Linked DNA regions of Homo sapiens: region 2 is linked to region 1. A link is a contact called in ENCODE Hi-C or POLR2A ChIA-PET data. All regions are on one chromosome and are shown on one strand. The core of a region is the stretch at or near the end of the contact, and the rest is flanking DNA. Distances in the headings are between cores, read along the strand shown. Region 1 holds the start of KLHL24 (kelch like family member 24). Region 2 holds the start of TRA2B (transformer 2 beta homolog).

Region 1 (5,138 bases), core at 652-3,151:
AAAAATCAGTGTAAGAACAGCATTGTACTTCTCGACAGCAATACCAGAATCTAGGTGTTAATAAAGCAGTATCTTCGAAATCCCGAATAAATATAATTTATAATCTAGATTGTATGATTAGGCAACATCATCATTCAAAGGTAAAATAGAGTGATGATATTTTTAGACATGAAAAGTTCAAAAATATTTACTTCTCATGGACCTTTTCTTAGGAAGCTATTTAAGAGGAATGTGCTCTACCAAAATATGAGGCAATGCTCGAAATCACAGAAGAAAATGCTAGGATGCTGGAGAAGGGAAGACCCAAGACAGAGAAGCAAGCTTCCCAAACAGTCATTGGAACTGCGGACCAATGACTCTAAGAAAAAAGTACAGATACACACACACACACACACACACACACACACACACACACACATACACACACGATGGATTATCTGATGGGTTTGATTATATGGAGTTGTATTGAAAGCATTTTATCGTTTTAGAAAAACTAAGAGGACATTGTGATAGATCCATAATAAAATAAGCAAAGAAAGAGGATAATTATTAAAACTCCAAGGAAAACCAAAAGCCATACAAGATGGGAAATTGTATACGATTTGTCTCAACAATGAATAATAAATACATGGTCTCATTAGCGTAAACATTAATGATTTAACCAGATTATGAGAAGGATAGCTTCCTTAATAGGAAATAGTCATACATTATTTGGAAATATATAAATACCAGAAGAAATAGCTCAAATAATTGAATAAGAGATGGAAAAGAGGCCTAAAAAGTATGTTTAAAAGGCCTGTATATAGGCCTTCCATATTATTTCCGCCTCTGGTCATCAGAACACAACGCCTAATTTAATAGAGGCATGACGGTATTCATGACATGTAGAAGATAGAGATTTTTAAATTTGGTATCAGAAACCAAAAACTAGTTAAATGGTTGCAATCATCCTTTAAAAGAATACCTGCAGGCGGGGCGCAGTGGCTCATGCCTGTAATCCTAGCACTGTGGGAGGCCAAGGCAGGCGGATCACTTGAGGCCAGAAGTTCGAGACCAGCCTGGCTAACACAGCCTCTACTAAAAATACAAAACATTACCTGGGCGTGGTGGCGGGCACCTGTAGTCTCAGCTACTCGGGAGGCTAAGGCGGGAGAATCGCCTGAACCCGGGAGGCAGAGGTTGCAGTGGGCCGAGATTGCGCCACTGCACTCCACCCTGAGTGGCAGAGCGAAACTCTGTCTCAAAACGAAACAAAACAAAAAGCTTGCAGACACAAAACGACAACACAATGTCCTTTAGGAACTCCATCTACCTTGGAAAACAGGGATTTGTGACAGCTTTGGTCGACGTGCATGTGCGTTTAAAATAAAAAGGTAACCTAGGATTTGATACCAGGGACAGTAACAGCTTTATCAAAAAAAAAGAGGTGGTTTTCCTTGCTCCTTCTAAGGACTGGGGTTTTAGTCTCGTCCACCCTGCAGGCCCTCAGGCCTGATTTCCGATTGTCTATCAAAGGGTCAAATAAAAAGCTCTCTAAGCTTCGACCCAAGCTTTAAAGTCGAAGGGCTGATCGCGGGCTTTTTCCTTGGGACGTGGCAGGGGCCTTTGAGGGAAGGAAAGAAACGACTCTGGCTTCTCACTCGGCTCCTTACACAAGAGGCATTTTTTTAACTGTCTCTGCTTAAAACAAGGTGTTTTTGAGTCAGCAGCCCTTTGGGTGGGTCTCGTCCTCTTGGGCACCCGACACCCACCCCACGGCGGGAGCCCCAGGTGGCCCCGGAGGCCACCGGGAAGCGTGAACTACATCTCCCAGGGTTCCCCGGGGCGGAGGACGCCCACCCGGATTGGCCAGGGTTCGCTGACGCTCAGTGTTTTGGCCCGGACGGTCACATGTTTCCTTTGTTGTGAGCTGCGGCAGAGACTGGTGGCTGGAGGAGACGCCGGCGCTGGAGAGTGCGCTGCGCCGCCCGCCGCTGAGGGACCGCGGGGTTAGCCACTGCTGGCTGCTTCCAGTGTTCGCCGAGAGGTACCGGGGGTGACAGCTCCGGGACCGGCCGAAAGGCGAGGAACCGGTCAGAGTCTGAGTCCTCGGGGGCGGAGGGGCGACGGCGGTCCTGACCACCGGGGTGTCTGCGGGAGGGCAGCCAGCGGCGGCCGGCCTCTCAGAGCCAGACTGGCGGTCTGCGGAGAGGCTGCAGCTGGGCTACAGGGCCCCTTTCTGAGGCGAGGGGCCTCCAGGGTTCACCTGGGGGGTCTTCCTCCCCCGCTTGGTAGCTACAGCCCTGAGGGAGGGCGCGCGCGCCTCCTGGCACTACGGCCCGGAACCGCGGCGCGGCTGGTGCGGCCTGGCTAGGGCGGGGTGGTTGCCGGGACTGGGGGTAGCCGCAGGTGCGGTAGGCTAGTCGCCGCGGGGCCGGGCGCCGCCGGGGGAGGCGGCTGGGCAGACGGGTGCTGCTTGTTGCCGATGGGCTGCGAACGGGGCGCTGCTTTTTATTTCAGGAAGCCCGGGGGAGTGCGACCGCCTCAAATCCAGCCTTCTTGTTTGGTGGGACGACCGTCGGTTCTGTCCGGGAGGAATGACGGGGTCAAGGTGGGGTCCCCAGGGCCGCGGGCCCGTGAAGCCCCATTAAAGCGATTGCGAAATGCACTCGGCACTGTCACCTGACCGTTACCCCCGCCCCCGTCCCCTGCGAGCCTTTGTTTACCACGATCGCGACACCCGGCCCGCTGCGGCCGTCCCCGGGGAGCCGGGGCGGGCGGGGGAGCGGGCGTTCCGCCGGCGCAGTCCCCGCCTAACCTCCCCACCTTCTTACCACTCCAGGACTCAGTTTCTTAATTTAGTTCCTAATGGACCCGCCCTCAAGTTCTGGACACCCCGGGTGAAGACTGTTAACGCGGCGGGGATTGGGCGCCTGCGGCAGCTTGTGGGCGGTACCCGAGGGAGAGTTCGAGTTTTTATTGGCGAGTTTTTATTGTCACTAGGTGGGCCTGCCCTGGGCCATTCTTCCCGCCCCCTTGAAGGTGATCTGGAGGACGCGCGGGAGCGCGCGCTGTCGCTGCTTTTGCAGCTGCGGCCCGAGTGGAGCCGGGTGGCGCGGGTGCGGGAGGCGCGCGCTCCCGCCCCTGCTGCGGGCGGCTGGTAGCCTCGGTGGCCGCCGCCGCCGCTGCTGCTGCCTGATCCTGCAGGCAGTTCTGGGCACGCAGAGATCGGCTACCGTGGCCTGCCCTCCGAGGACCGGAAAATTAACACCCTTTAACTAGTGTCGCGTTATCTGCCGGGTGGTTCGCAGGAAGTCCTGCGAACACGTTGTTGCCAGTTCTGTAAACGTGTTTAGATAGCTAAATATAGATCACAGTGCCACATCTTAGGGGGCCCCACGGTCACCCCTGAGGCAGTGGCTGTTCACAATTGATTTTAGTGGATTTTAATGATTAATCACTTGCTCTTGTGGGCAGCTTTTCAAAAATCACGTCTTTGTATTTGCAGCTACAGACTGGGTCCACCAGCTAAGAGGTTGGTTTTTATTAGGGTTGTAAAATAGATTTAAAATCTGCTTGTTGTTGGCTGAGATTTAAAAGCAGATTTCTACTATTTAAAAAAGATAGTTTGAAGATACTCCCCTAAAAAGTAAAGATTCTTCCATACTCGGCTCGGATGAGTTGTTTTCCTTGTTTGAGGGATTCTAGGTCACACACTTCTATGTTTTAATTCCCGTGGTAATTCAAAATGTTTGAGAAGTGGGTTGCGACTGTGTCGTTTTAAAATTGTACATTAAGCTGACGGTAATAAAATCTTCAAGACCAATCATTTTTAGCCATAGTGTGTTGAAAATGGTTTTTCTAATCGCTTGAGTTAATAGGGTATTTGCGTTTTGTCAGATTTTCTTCTGCAGATATAGGAATTCACTCAAGACTTAATACACTTGTTTTGTTTTTGAGACAGGGTCTCACATTCTGTCACCCAGGCTGGAGTGGAGTGGTCTCACTCCGTCACCCAGGCCATCTCAGCTCACTGCAATCTCCGCCTCCCGAGTTCAATCGATTCTCCTGCCTTAGTTTCCCGAGTAGCTGGGATGACAGGCGCCCGCCACCACGCCCGGCTAGTTTTTGTATGTTTAGTAGGGACGGGGTTTCACCATGTTGGCCAGGCTAGTCTTGAACTCCTGACCTCAGGTGATCCGCCCGCCTCAGCCTCCCAAAGTGCTGGGATTGCAGGCGTGAGCCACCGTGCCTGGCAAAGACAATACATTTTTGTAGAAGGAAGTTTGAGCTCCCCTGGATGAAGCAGGAATTGAATATGAACAGTTCCTATTGGTTATGCATTCTTTAAAATTCCAGAGGAGATGGTTACACCGGAATGAGCATCTCCTGTGATCAGAACCGCCTCATCACTTGTGCATTGAGAGTATTTAATGTATCTAAATGAGTACAAAATGCAATCGTCTAACCTTTTGAAAAAGTAAAACCATCACTCAGTAAAGGCTTGCTTATTCAAACAAAGCCAGCAACCTAAGTCTCTAAACAGGAAGAAGAAATAAATTCTGCGTTAAGGCTGACTACCAGCTTTAACTTAAACTTTCCTGGCTTTTGTCCAAGTTGTTGAACCTTAATGCTTTTTCAATAACTTTTTTTAACTTCCTTTTCTCCCATTTCATTAAAACCCAAAGGTCAAGCCTGTGAAAAATAAATACTATTAATCAAATAAGTGACCACAGTTATTTTTGTCTATTTGACAAAAATTTGGGACACTTTTTTCAATAAATATTTGGGTATGGACTGTATAATGGAAAAATGTAAGTAAATATCTTCACAAGTATACGTATGAAAAATATATTTTTGTATGATTTTATTTCTGGTGTGACTGAAACAACTGGAGAGTATATAGCCACTTGACAACTGTTGACATTTAAAAACCGCTATTGTTTCTCCTATTAAAAACACATTAAGTGCTTGCCTGTCATCCCAGCTACTCCAGAGGCTGAGGCAGGAGAATCTCTTGAGCTCTGGAGTTTGAGAACAGAATGGGCAACATAGTGAGACCCTGTCTCAAAAAATAAACAATAAAACAATCGCTAAGCAAACTTCTTTAAATTGAAGAGTTTGGCACTCTGCCTATATTCATCATCCCAGAGTTAAAG
Region 2 (4,741 bases), core at 223-2,722, 2.3 Mb after region 1:
TAAAATACTCTGAGGAATCATATAAAATCTTAATCAAAAGTTTGCTAAGACATTTAATAGTCTTATTTACCTGATAAATCATATTCAGATCTTAAGGTAGCTTTACCAACAAGGGGAAACTTAGGTAACAAATTGTTTTTTTTTTTTAAAAAAGCACAAATTATTCCCACAGCCTCAAAAATCAATTTCTATGGTGCTTTTCTATCACCCTTCTAACAGATTCCTCTTAATTCTAGCAAGCCTCGTATGTTCGCATCATTCAATGCTTTCCGAATCCAATACCCAGAGCCCCACAGACCAGCTACGTATGCTGTTTAAACCCTAGAACTGTCTTGTTCCCGCAATTCAATCAACCCTCACTGAACACCTTTAAGAGGTGGAAACTTAAGGGAAAGAAAACTGTAGCCAACACACGCTGTGGTTCTAAGTATTAGAACGCCTCAAAACAAAGGAAATAACGGCGCCGTAAATGGTTGCCCGCCAATTTCTCCTTCACAATCCCGTGGAAATGCGATGTCCACAAAATCATCTTAACGACTTTGTGGTCTGTCCTAATAGAATACTGATACAGATTTTTGCCTGGGAAGCCCTTTCGGCATCAGAGAAAAGCGCTTCATTTAGGCCAAACACAAAGCCCTCACGCAATCCCCTCCACCTAACGGGCCCAGAACTTAGTCGGCCTTGGATTAGTTTCCATCTTAAGAGGCCCCAAAGACATCCCAGACTCCGTCCTTTCCGTGGAGGCAAAGACGGTCCTTCGTTAACCTAAACACCGGCCCAAAGACCCAAAAGAACGTCGTCTGTCCCCTTGCACCCCACCACGCGGCCTTACGAAGCGCGGCCCGCTGCGGGTCGGGTCCGCGTTGCCGCGCGGCTTCTCCGCCATTTTGTGCCTCTGGCAGCTCGCCCAGCCCGCCAGCCCAAGATGGCTGCGGCGGACCTTCGCAGGAGAGCAACGCCGAAATAAGATATCGCTCCCCTCCCCCAACACCGCGGGGACGCAGCGGCCATTTTCATCTTCCCCCTCTTATAACGGGAAAAACGGCCGTCTCGGGCAGAAGCCACATAAACCCGCCGGGGGCCTCCCTCCTTCACGACCAAAGGCACTAAGGCACTATCCACAAAGGCTTTTTTTGGTTAAATGCTGTCTCCCTTGCCTGCCCTCCCGGCTTCAGACTTCGGAGCCTAAAACGCCCCTGCCTCCTGGCCCGAGGCCGACGGGCCTAGAAAAAGATGCAAGGAGCTAGGACCACACAGCCACCCCCTACCGCAGCTCTACGTACCCGCTCGCCGTAGTTCTGCTCGCCGCTGTCGCTCATGACTCCTGGCTGCTGTCGCCGGTCGATGTGCTTCAATCGAAGCTGCCAACCTCTTGCACCTTCCTTAAGGAGGCTCCGCCGCAGCCCCGCACGACGCGCCGGTCGCCCAGCCGCTCAGAGCCGAAATGCTCCGCACCGCCTCCGCACGGGCTCTAACTCTACCGGATGTGACGCGGCGCTCCTTAGCCAGGCTCCTCCCCTCCCAGAAACGCGCGCTTTCTTGGCCTCGCCCCTCCTCGCTCTGCCTTTCCTCTCCAGCTGCAGCGCGTCCCGCACAGGAAGTGACGTGACCCCGCCCCTCGCAGGGCCCCACCCCCATTCACGAGCCTCTATGAGGCGGGAAAGCTAGCGTGTCGTTTGGCTGCTGTAGTGGGCGCCACGGAGCCACAGTGATGTCACCAGCCACTTCTGAATCCCTTCTAGAACTTTCCAGGGAACCTGCCGAGTGTGCAGGGAGGAAGGAGATGCTGTTTCCCCCAATCTCAATTCCTTTCTCCGCCTTATTAGTTTCTTGTTTTGTGTCTTTCCTTTGTTAGAGAAGTGAATGTTCGTACATTGGGTTCTTACTTAATTTTGTCTTACTTGTAGATATTTCCTTCCTGAATACGTCTTCATTTAAAAAAGGTCAGATCGGGCTGGGCGCGCTGGCTCACGCTGTAATCCTAGCACTTTGGGAGGCCGAGACGGGTGGATCACGAGGTCAGGAGATCGAAACCATTCTGGCTAACCCAGTGAAACTCCGTCTCTACTAAAAATACAAAAAAATTAGCCAGGCGCGGTGGCGGGCGCCTGTAGTCCCAGCTACTTGGGAGGCTGAGGCAGGAGAATGGCGTGAACCCAGGAGGCGGAGCTTGCAGTGAGCCGAGATCGCGCCACTGCACTCCAGCCTGGGCAATAGAGCGAGATTCCGTCTCAAAAAAAAAAAAAAAAAAAAAAAAAGGTCAGATCGGCTGGGTGCGGTGGCTCACGCCTGTAATCCCAGCACTTTGAGAGGCCGAGGCAGGCGGATCACATGGTCAGGAGTTCGAGACCAGCCTGGCCAACATGGTGAAACCCAGTCTTTACTAAAAATACAAAAAAATTAGCCGGGAGTGGTGATGCATGCCTGTAATCCCAGCCACTCGGGAGGCTGAGGCAGGAGAATCGCTTGAACCCGGGAGGCGGAGGTTGCAGTGAGCCGAGATCGGACCGCTGCACTCCAGCCTGGGCGACAGAGCGAGACTCTGTCTAAAAAATAAATAAATAAAAATAAAAAAGGTCGGACCTTAATACACAGGAATCAGACACAATCTCTATTCTAAAGTTACAAAGTAATGTGCTAGAACCGTTAAACACAATTAGAAAAAATGATTGTAAGTGCCAGAGGCATGTATAACTACAGGGGTGTCACAAGGAGGGAAGATTAATTCTGCCATTTCGTAAGAGAATATAGTTGGATTATAGTGAGAAGAGCCCAAGACCAAGTCGGATACTTTCTTTCTTCTTTTTTTTGAGACGGAGTCTTGCTTTGTCGCTCAGACTGGAGTGCAACGGCGCGATCTCGGCTCACTGCAACGTCTGCCTCCCGGGTTCAAGTGATTCTCCGCCTCAGCCTCCGTAGCAGCTGGAATTACAGGCGCCTGCCAACACGCCAGGCTAATTTTTTGTATTTTTTATAGAGACGGAGTTTTGGCATATTGGCCAGGCTGGTCTCCTGGGCTCAAGCGATCCTCCCACCTCGGCCTCCCAAAGTGTTGGGATTACAGGCGTGAGCCACTTCCCCCAACCCCCAAGTCGGATACTTAATTCCTCTACACTTCAGTCTCCCCATCCATTGAAAAGGTGGTACCTGGCTGATGAGGCACTTTGATACTGGTAAAGGGTCATTTGATTTTTTTTTTTTTTTTTTGAGACAGGGTCTCTCTGGCTCTGTCGTGCAGGCTGGAGTGCGGTGGCTCATTGCACCTCCCAGTCTCAAGTGTTCCTCCTGCCTCAGCCCCATATCCCCAACTCCTGATTTTTTTTAACAGCTTTATTGAGATACGACTCACCTACTATGCAGTTCCCTTATTTAAAGTGTACAGTTCAAATGGCTTTTATTCACAGAATTGTGCAACCATCACCACAATTTTAGAGTAGTCTCATCACATTAAGAAAAGAAACACTCATTAATAGTCATTTTGCATCCCTCCTCCTCTCCACTCCTCACAACCCTCCCAGTCCTAGGCAATCACAAATCTTTCTTTCTCAATAGATTAACCTATTCAGGACATTTTATATGAATGGAATCATATGGTATGTATCTTTTGTAACTGGCTTCCTTGGCGTACGTTTTCACGGTTCATCCATGTTGTAGCATGTACTACTATTTCATTCTTTTTCATTGTCAAGTTATATTCAGTTGTATGGATATATGACATTTTATTTATCCATTCATCATTTAATAGACATTTGGATAGTTTCCATTTTTTAACTTATGAATAATCCTGCTGTGAACATTCATGTACAAATTTTTGTACGAGCACATGTTTTTATCTCTCTTAGGTATACACCTAGGAATGGAATTGCTGGATTGTATAGTAACCCTACGGTTAATTTGGGGGGAAACTGCCAAACAGTTTTCCACAGTGGCTGCATTCATTTTACATTTCACACTGCCACCAGCAGTGTATGTGGCTTCCAATTTCTCCACATCCTCACCAATACTTGTTATATTGTATTAAAAAAAATTGACCAGGCGTGGTGGCTTATGCCTGTAATCCCAGCACTTTGGGAGGCTGAGGTGGGCGGATCACCTGAGGTCAGGAGTTTGAGACCAGCCTCAACATGGCGAAACCCCGTCTCTACTAAAAATACAAAGTTAGCCGGGCGTGGTGGTACATGCCTGTAATCCCAGTTACTCGGGAGGCTGAGGCAGGAGAATTGCTTGAACCTGGTAGGCGGAGGTTGCGGTGAGCCAAGATCGTGCCATTGTACTCCAGCCTGGGCAACAAGAGCAAAAATCTGTCTCAAAAAAAATTATAACCACTCTAGTGGGTTTAAAGTGGTATCTCGATGTGGTTTTGGTTTGCATTTCCCTAGCGATAATGATAATGCTTTCATGCGTTTATTGGTGATTTGTAGATCTTTGGAGAAACGAATATTCTGATACTTTGCCCATTTTTAATTGGGTTATTTATCTTTTTATTATTGAGTTATAAGAGCTTGCAATTTGGCTCTTGTTTGGTAAAATAGTCATCCAGAACAGAATCAATATTTGAGGTACCTGAGATCCAGAGATTTGGTGATGACTCAAGTGTCAAGTGACTAAATAACTTCTGAATGAGCTGTCCCCTTTTTCTGAGAACACCTGTACTCCCAACACACACCTAAACCTGGACTCCTACTCAGATCTCTGGCCTTATCTTACTTTTTGGCTTAGATTAGATCTCTTGTTTATACAT

Evidence for each region. A loop is a pair of places that touch in the nucleus more often than their neighbours do. ChIA-PET counts read pairs that join two places held with the same protein, here RNA polymerase II (POLR2A). Pooled maps may share reads with other maps.
Region 2: a map of CD8-positive, alpha-beta T cell shows a loop between it and region 1 (8-fold over the local background). The contact joins the promoter of TRA2B here to the promoter of KLHL24 in region 1. A Hi-C loop is called at or near these places in 1 of 168 maps with a recorded cell type or tissue (CD8-positive, alpha-beta T cell), 1 of 37 single-sample maps with no recorded cell type and 11 of 50 pooled maps. POLR2A ChIA-PET finds 5 or more read pairs at or near these places in 2 of 52 experiments (T-cell and activated T-cell).

What each region holds. Positions count from the first base shown.
Region 1 is chr3:183,633,722-183,638,859 of GRCh38, forward strand. KLHL24 (kelch like family member 24) reads left to right here and starts at 1,902. Exons shown (of 8, transcript NM_017644.3): 1 at 1,902-2,072. LOC107986162 (a long non-coding RNA gene) reads right to left here and starts at 2,888. Exons shown (of 2, transcript XR_001741042.2): 1 at 2,814-2,888; 2 at 442-2,563. RefSeq lists an enhancer at 1,748-1,807 and silencers at 2,228-2,337, 2,348-2,417, 2,608-2,927, 2,978-3,307.
Region 2 is chr3:185,936,542-185,941,282 of GRCh38, forward strand. It overlaps TRA2B (transformer 2 beta homolog), which reads right to left and starts at 1,473. Exons shown (of 9, transcript NM_004593.3): 1 at 1,284-1,473. The coding sequence starts at 1,319. RefSeq lists enhancers at 695-904, 807-1,534, 945-1,404.